2 separate regions of the Homo sapiens genome follow, and region 2 is linked to region 1. The links are chromatin loops, found by intact Hi-C in ENCODE. Cell type or tissue: GM12878. All regions are shown on one strand. Each heading gives the region's core, and the rest is flanking DNA. Links, peaks and the distances in the headings are about the cores only.

Region 1 (4,394 bases), core at 251-4,250:
ATAGGTAAATGTGAAATAGAGATACTCAACTCCAATGAATGTTATCTAGAATACTTTAGTGAGATCTCACAGCCTACGCAAATGGCACAAGCTATGTTCTCTAATGTGTTTCTCAATTTTGGCAAGTATATGGATGTCTTATGGATATGGTCATCAAAAAGTCATTGTTAATATGACACTAGAATCCTGTGACTACAACAACTCTAGCAACAAATTTTCTTCAGAATAATATCTCTGACTGGTTTATGGCAAGTGATTGGTTTATGACTGCTAAGTCCATCCTGATATGAGCTTAGAAGATGTTTTCCATATTGGTCTTGAAGAAACTTATACTTTCATCAGCAGGGGCCAGGACCTGAAGCTCCTCCAAGATTTTCCCAGTATCACCAGATTCCTAGGTCTATGACTCAGTTACAACATGTTCAATAAATATTGACTACGTGCACATGATTTTCCTATTGCTGTGCTCTCTGCAATGAGGAATGGCAATAAATGAAAACACAGTACCCCATCTGGAAGGAAATGAAATATCATGGATTTGGAGCCATGTGTTAATTATTGCTAACCTTCTCTGGAGTCCCTAGGTTAAGAGGACACTCCAAAGCCTCACAGTGCCCTGGAGCTATCATAGATAGTAACTACGATTCTCAAGTATCTTTTAGGCCCCAGTGCTCCGACCCCAATCGCACAATCCATTTGTATTGGCTCCCATTCCAGTAGGTGCAAAGCTACCTCATTCAAGTTCTTCCCTGCAGATTTCTCCTTTCAAGATGGTTGATTTATCCAGAAGTACAATCTAGCTTTTTCTAGTAAACTATAGGGCAAATAGTATTGTCGCACACTTCTGAGTTGGAAGTGATAAAACCGGAAAGATACAACAGAATAATTGAACGCCTCTTCTTGTATCCCAGCACCACCGGGTCTTCCTCAGCCTATTCCTGGACAGTTTAAACCTCAAGCAAAGGCTTTCTGTGCTCTGACACTCCAGGCTCACTTCTCCTCACGACCTTTAACTTGCTGCTCCCCTGTGCCTGGGGTGCTCCCCCAAAAAACGGCTGTGGCATTCCTTTCCGCACTGCATTCAGATGGCTGCTTAAATACCACCTTTTCAGAAATGCTCCCCTTGGCCACCCTACCTAAAAGATTAAAATCTCACTATCATCCTGACTCCTCTATCTTATTTTTTATCATTTTTAACCCCTTGAAAAAACGTATTTCTCTATTTTCTGTCTCCTCCCAGGTTACACTTGAATGTAACCTCCCTGGCAAGGGGAACTTTGTTTTCTGCAACTGCCCAGTTTCCCAGACCTAGGAAGTACTTCACTGACATATTTCGAGTTAAAACAAAAAAAGAAAACAATGGGTAAGACAGACTTATTTGCTTTTGAGTGCAGAGATCAATTGTCTGAGCAGGGAGGCAAACTTATCTTTAAAAGCTGGCTCTACCTACTAGATTATTCAGGTGGTGTTTTCTTTTTGCCCTGGCATCTTGTACCTTGCTTCTCACTTCCAGGACATATTTAGCCCAGAGCCTCAGGAAGGATTTGGAGAGGGCTTATTACAGGCTAAGATTTAGACCTATGCACATACCCAGACTCAAGATCAGACTTGCGTTAAAACCACAGACACAGAGCAGCCATTGACTCTACCACAATCAAAGTTTGATCATAACATAGAAATGGGAGATTAACTAAGAGGAAGCCAATTAGCCAGGACACTCAACCTCTTGGACCACAGCTGATTTTGAAAGTTAAATGTTTGATGGAATCTTGCTTCCTCATTCTCAATGACCTAAAGCAGAGGCACAGGGAGGTGAAATGGTTTGCCCAACATCCCACAGTGTATCAGCAAAAGCGATGGGCTTGGAAACCACCAGGTTTCCATTTCCTGTCTATGACCACACTAAGAGTGAGAATCCTCAAGAGGCATGCAGAGTAAGCTCAAGCACTGATGGTAAGGTAGGAGGAAGGAATCACACACACAAACTCACACTTTCTCTCATTCTCTCTCTCACACACACACCCCACATACTACTGATAAATGTGGGCTTCATTAAGTTGCCCTTCCCAAGTTGTCTATAAAATTGCATAAATATCAAATCTTTTCCTTGAAAATTTCCTGGATGAATGTGTTCTTTCCTCTATAAACTTGCTGAAGGCTTAGCTATTTCTCTAATCTTTGAGTATATCATTTCAGTTCTTGCCAGCATGAAACTATCTCGAGGGAGCACTGAAAGGAGCTAAGTCTCTTGCATTTCAACTTTCCACAATCCAAAGTCAACCCAGATTATTACAAGTTTTCTCACATCCTTCACTTCCCCCAGAGAGAACTATCTTTTGAGGAACCTATTTCATCTATGACAAATAAATGATCTGAAGTTTTATAACGCCCCTCAAAGAGCAAGTTTAGGCTTTGAGCACTTCAACAATCAGAAGAATAAAACAACCTAACAAGAGATGCAAAAGACCTGGAAACAAGTGGCAAAGGCAGATTAATAATATAATTTCTACCATCTTATTTCTTTTTGTCCTTTCTCTCACTACCTGGTTAATCTCTTATTAATAGTTCTCCATCAAATATCTCCCCTCGCCCTTTCAATATCTTCAAACTCCAATCTGATGCACAAAGCTAACAGTATAATCCTTCAGCTGATATTGGTGGACCCTTTACATCCAGTTATAATCAGTACTCCTCACTGTGATAGTTAAGGATCCTCACAGTCTGGGCCCACTCTATTGTGGTGGTCCCTAAGAGGAAGGGGAGGTGCATTGTGCCTGCATCCAGGGTACATTTTTGTCATGACTCCAGGTATGCTAGTGGTATTGGCAGTATCTAATAAATAAAGAGCAGAGATGCTGCTAAATATCCTACAATGCATGAGACAGCCCCCTGCCACAAAGAATTGACCAGTCTCAGTACTGCTGAGGCTAAGGAATCCTGTTCTGCAGGCTTCGCTCCACTCCTTTGTGGTTGTGTAGTTTTGTTTTGTTTTGTTTTTTCGATTGACTCTTTAATAGATGATTTGCAATCCCCTATACCTAGACATTGTTTATGAGTTCAAACCCTTGGACATCATCCTTGCCCCTCTTCTACCTGGAAGCCTTAGACCCTTTCTTTAGCTGGCAGACCCCTGCCTTTACTTTAAGGCCCATCTTCTCCTTGAAAGCTTCCTGGATGGATGTGCTCCTTGCTTTCTAAATTTACTGAGTGCTTTGCTAGTCCTCTCTTATGACATTTATCACCATTATCTGGAATTACGTACTACAGGCTCTAAGAAAGTAAAACTCTTGTTTGTTCAAGGTTATATGGCCAGTACCTTCGAAGAGTGGAATATAGCAAGTGCTAACGAATACTTGTTGATCAAATGAGGATTTATCTGTGATGTAAACTCACAACTCTCCTATCAAAGTTCCCTGGAACTGGAAACATCTTTAGCTCTTCTCTGAATCATGTATCACTTCTTCCTAGAAGGTGCTTAATGAACAATGCTTATATGTCTAAATATTTAAATGAATACACATAGAGTATAATAGAAATATTAAGTAAATATGTAAATACAAAAATACATATATTACATATTAAGTAAATACACAAATAAGGCTTGGCCTGTAGAAATTCAAGTCCTAGGCAACAGTTCACCCATCTCAATTTTCAATTACTTCTAAGAATCATGTCACAAGTATGTTTCAATGTCTGACAGTTCCTCATTTTTAAAAAGAACACCAAAATGAGCATTTAAATGTTAATTGCTCATCTGGAGAGCACATGAAACAGAAAACACGCAAAGACAGGATGTGTTGCTAGTTGTGCCTGAGTAGAAACTAATATACTGCCCTGAAACACTGACTTCAGCTTCTAGTGACACATCACAAACCTGTTGCAACACAAAGTGCAGGCTAAACATAACCAAATTATAATGACAATATTTAAGAATAGAGAGAATTGACTGGGAGACAACAGTAAACTTGGGGCCCTAGTGGAAATTCAACTTTACAGCTAATTTTTATCTAATGTGCTGCAGTTTGTCAAAATTTTCTTGTAGCCCGTATTCAGTGAAGATGGAGAAGAGCCCCAATTCTGGGGAATAAGTCTATATATTTTTGTATAGCAATTCATACTCCCTCATCTTTTTTGCCAGACACACTGATTCCTTCATTTTTATCTTTTATCATAGGTGTTGTTTTCTGCTTTATAGTCATCCTTCCATATAATTCCTAATATTTTCACAAATTGCATACATAGAGAAACAAACAGCATTTTAATTAGCACTCACCTTGCTAAGCCCGTTACATGCATTATCTCATTTAATTCTTAAGAGAGCCCTAAAACACAGGTATGATTATTATTCCGTGTTCACATTAGGAAATTGAGGCTTGGAAAATTTAAGGAACTTG
Region 2 (4,394 bases), core at 235-4,234, 140 kb after region 1:
CAAAATGACTTCATGGTTAAAAGAAAAACATAACAGTGAAAAAATAAAGGCATTATAATGAACTCTTCTCCATACTCTCTAGAGCCCTGGGGAAATCTCTTTGATGTAGAATCACTGAATGAAGAAAAGCCCATGTGAAACCAGAACACTTGGGTTTATCCAACAGATATTTTTAAAGCACTTGCTATGTATCAGGCACTGTGCTAGATACTGAAGATACATAGACCTGGACACTGCCCTCATGGAAATTATACTCTAGCAACTCAGATTTATCAGTCCCACAACACTGGGTAGACCGCACAACAATATCAGGCACAGTAGTGCCGTGAGCTTATCCATCCCGTACATGTTCCCAGGAGTGCTAAGAAAGGGAAATAGCAGCCAGAAACATCCTATGAAAAGATTACCTGGAACGACTCAAGAAAATCTGCCCAGGTGCATCTGTTTACCTCTCCTCCTCTGCCAAGCAGGAGAACAATATTGAATTGGAGAACACATATGTTAATAACTCCAAAGAGAGGCTAGTATCTCAGCTTGAGCACCAGCTCCCTGGATGCTACTATAGTTCTGGGCAAAACTGCAAAGCAGCCAAAGTTGGTCTTGCAACCATCCCAACTTTAGCCCATTATCAATCTCCCAGACATCACATGCACATAGCCTACCCTAAATCTGCCCCAAATCCTTCAATCAGCCTAGACATGCCTCTAGACTAGTGTCTGGTTTAAAATGTAAATGAGGTTTAACCTTACCAGGGATGCCTCAACATCCCCTGGCAGACCTTCCACCCAGACAGGAAGAGGTGGCATAATGGAGCAAGCATGGGTTTGGGGCCAGAAAGACCTGGTTTTCTACCCCAGTTTCACAACTTACTATTTTGTGACCACAAGCAAGTTACTTAACCTCGATTAAGCCTCAATGTTCTTGGCCACAAAATGCAGATAATAATGTCTGCCCAAATATATTTCGGGAAGATTAAATACAAACAAGTTCTTCATTTCTTATCCTATCCTTCCTCATCTCATAAGGGGAACCAATAAAGCTCAGCAAAAACACAAAAAAGACATTGATTTTATTTATTTATAGGCATTGGCAGAAACCCCATCATGAACAGGGAAACCCTTTGGAATTCTGCTGCAATTGATTGCCTTGGCTGGGAGATGTGAGGTTCCTGGAGCAATGTGAAGAAATCCAGGGGATCGCCTGGGCAGGACCCAGGCCTCTAGGCAAAATGTGTGGAACAAGCCATCGGTTTTATAATCCTCCTAAGAAAGATCATGAAAAGCAAAGTGCATTCTTAATTATTTCAAAGAGCTCTGGATTCTATATAATCTGTCCTGGAAATAATGAAGAGAAGAAAGACAAAACTTGGCTTTATTTACAGAGGTGACGTTACAGGGATTCACCATCTATTATTACCTGGCAATACCTTAGGGCTGGCCTCCACCACTGCTTTTTATGAAGAGTAAAGTACACGTGAAGTCTGTTGTTCAAGGCCCTGACCCACATCCAACCTGGACTCCCACCACTCTCTCTCAGGCATTCTGGGCTAAGCTGTAACTCAGCCGTGTCTTCCCTACACTAGCGACAGTCTTCTGCTTCATCCTGCCCTTCTCTCCACCTACCAAGCCCTCCTTTCATGTCTTCCCATCAACCTTCTCCATATAGCCAAGCCCCTGCTCAAATGGACCCTCTCCATCAGGGAGAGGTAACAGAAGCTAGAACCCAGGCTCAGGGTCCATAGACCAGGCCCCAGGGCCTACTGGGGCCAGTCAGTATGGTGGTCTCGATACCACAGACCTGGGACTCAGTCCATAATGTGGCTATCAACCAGGGTGCCCTTAGAATTAACTCAGGAGCTTTTAGAAACATATAAATGCTCATATCCCCACCCCAAACCTTCTAAATCAATATTCCATAGGGGATAAGAAAGGTATCTGGGTATCTGAATTTTTTAAAGACTCCACCCTGGATTCTAATGCACGGCCTCAGCTGAAAACCATGGCTCACAGATAGGAACTCCTCTATAAAAAGGAAACTAGATACTATGCCATGACTTCATAGACTCTACAAATAGAGCTGATGGAAAATAATACAAAAAACAGTAATTGGACAACCTGAACATTTACAAATCAAAGGGGCCAGGTGATAAGTAGTTTGGGGTGTTCAAAGATCTGAGTAAGAAACCAGTGAAAAGTTTCATTATTTCTCACAACTTACTGGGAAGCAGATGGGTGGAGGGGAGTGGAAACTGAAAATGTCTGGACATTTGTTCTGAAACTAACCAGCACCTGTAAATCTGTAATTAGCAAAGTAAGGATAGTTGTGGCTAAAAATATAGTTTGTAAATGTATCAAGGACAGTGGAATGTCTCAAGCAATAAGCAAAACGGCTTTCTTAAGGACAAAAAAATCCAAAACAACATGATATCTTGTTTTGGAAAGGGTAACCATATGAGAAGACAAAAGAAACACAGCAGCTGCTGTGTTTGGGGCTTGAGTTGCAGCATTTCATACAACAGCTCATGAAATTTTAATTGCTGACATTTAAAGGTTCAAATTGGCAGGGAGAGCAAGTCACATGGGTTGAACACTAACAAAAGATTACGAAGGAAAGGTGAGGCTCTGTGGCACATCTCCAGCAAGAAGAGGTGCTTAGCAGGGTGCCCTGGGGTCAGTGCTTGCTCACTCCAGATTGGATTCTGCATTCTAATTAACAATGTGGAAGAGAGAACAAAAGACCCCTGAAAGATACCAGAAGAAGACTTGCAAAGGGGGATGAGGGCAACCCCCAGAGAGAAGAGCAAAATGAGACAGGTGAGCCCACAAGGCTTAATCTATAGGAAAAAACAGCAGACAGCTGAGACTACTTACAAAAAGGCAAACTAGCTCATTGGAGGAAAATTCACTAGAACCCCTTATATTTTAGAAACAAAAGGACACAGACCACAAAAATGTCTCAACTATCAACATGGGTAAGAGTGTCCAGCACCCTGGAGAGGAGGTCAGGCTGTACAGGAGGCAGCCAACCCACCTTCAGATCAGGATCAGCAGAGGCATTGCCAAGACAAAGTACATTCAGAATACTAATTAATATCTATCAATGGTTTCTCTCTAGAAAAAAAAATGAAATGCCACAGGGAATGTCTATTAACCAAATAATCCACTTGAAGATCTTTTTGCCCAACTGCTGTCATAATTTGGTTTCTCTTTCTAATTTCAGGTTAAGTTCACACTACTGTCATAATTTGATCAGCATGTGCAAACAGCCAAAACCAGAAACACATCCATACCTCTACAGCAGCCTAATCTAAGAAGAAAAAGGAGAGGTTGGGTTGGTGGTCAAAGGGAGAAAGGAATTTTCATTCCCTGTATCTGCCCCTGGGCTAATAACAGCCACCATGAGCTGAGTGCCTGGTAAGAGTCAAGCCCTGTATGAGGCACATCATTCGTATTGCTCACTTTAACTGCAATGGCAGAGTTGTGAGGCAGTTATTAGACTTATGACTTGGAGAAACTGAGCAACTTCCATACACATCTAGCAAATGCAATTGTCTGGATTTGAACTTGTGTCCCTCGGACTTCTCAATCTATGCTCTTTCCCTGCATTGTTCAGTCAGCCCCTGTTCTCTTTAAGAGGGTTTTCTCCCCAGTTCCCCCAGCTCCCCACTGCCCTCTATTCTGCCTCTGTGCCTGAGAGGCCTTGAGAGCCTTGAGAGCATCACTGGACAGCCCTGGCATACAGACCCTTTCACTGGGGCCCGGCCAATAAGCAAGCTTTTCTTTTACACAGAAATGTTTGTGGCAGTCTCCACCAATCTCACTGTCCCACTAGCTCCCTGTGGAGTCAGGAAGGGCAAAGATCCCCTTCTTCTGGGTGTGATCCTACTCCTTGGAAATGCTTCACGTAGAATTCTATGGATTCCAACTGCTGGTGAGTCAATCTCTGCCCCCCCTGGATTAAGAATCAGGTAGAAGGAATTGAAAAGGAGCTCTGCAGCCAGCAAGCATTTAAAAGGCCATAGAGAAAAATGCAGGACCGCTTGAGAAGGGCAGATAGCAGAGCAGCTAGGAGTGCCCCTGCTGGAGCTAGAGTGTGAGGGTGTAAATCCTGGCCCCAGCATGTTCTATGTGCACTTGGGCAACCTGCCCAACCTCGCTCAGCCTTTCTTTTCATATCAGCAAAATAGGTTGTAGTGAGCAACAGGGTAAAGCACTTAGTAATGCTCAATGGATGCTAGAGAAACAAAAACGGAGCAGAGGCAAAGATTCCAGAAGCCTCAGGATGAACTTTCGGCATCCCTAGATGGAGAACTTTCATATACTTAGTCTCCCTTGTTCACTTCTCCAGGGACTAGTCCTTGCTTCTCTTGTCTTGTGTAGACTAATATACCTCTG

Evidence for each region. A loop is a pair of places that touch in the nucleus more often than their neighbours do. Peaks named below come from ENCODE experiments on the same cell type or tissue, not always from the same donor. Only the 100,000 strongest peaks of a DNase experiment are listed, where the experiment ranks them.
Region 2: it touches region 1 in a loop (2.5-fold over the local background); 1 of 110 quality-filtered maps calls a loop at or near these places.

Annotation. Positions count from the first base shown.
Region 1 is chr15:39,409,978-39,414,371 of GRCh38, forward strand. All of the region lies in intron 1 of LOC105370777 (a long non-coding RNA gene), which reads right to left. Among named protein-coding and RNA genes, the nearest start is that of LINC02915, 160 kb to the left of the region's middle. In GM12878, for the core only: no CTCF peak of the experiment used is centred there; DNase peaks (open chromatin) are centred at 1,864 and 3,791.
Region 2 is chr15:39,551,949-39,556,342 of GRCh38, forward strand. No RefSeq gene overlaps it. Among named protein-coding and RNA genes, the nearest start is that of THBS1, 27 kb to the right of the region's middle. In GM12878, for the core only: no CTCF peak of the experiment used is centred there; DNase peaks (open chromatin) are centred at 2,233 and 2,505.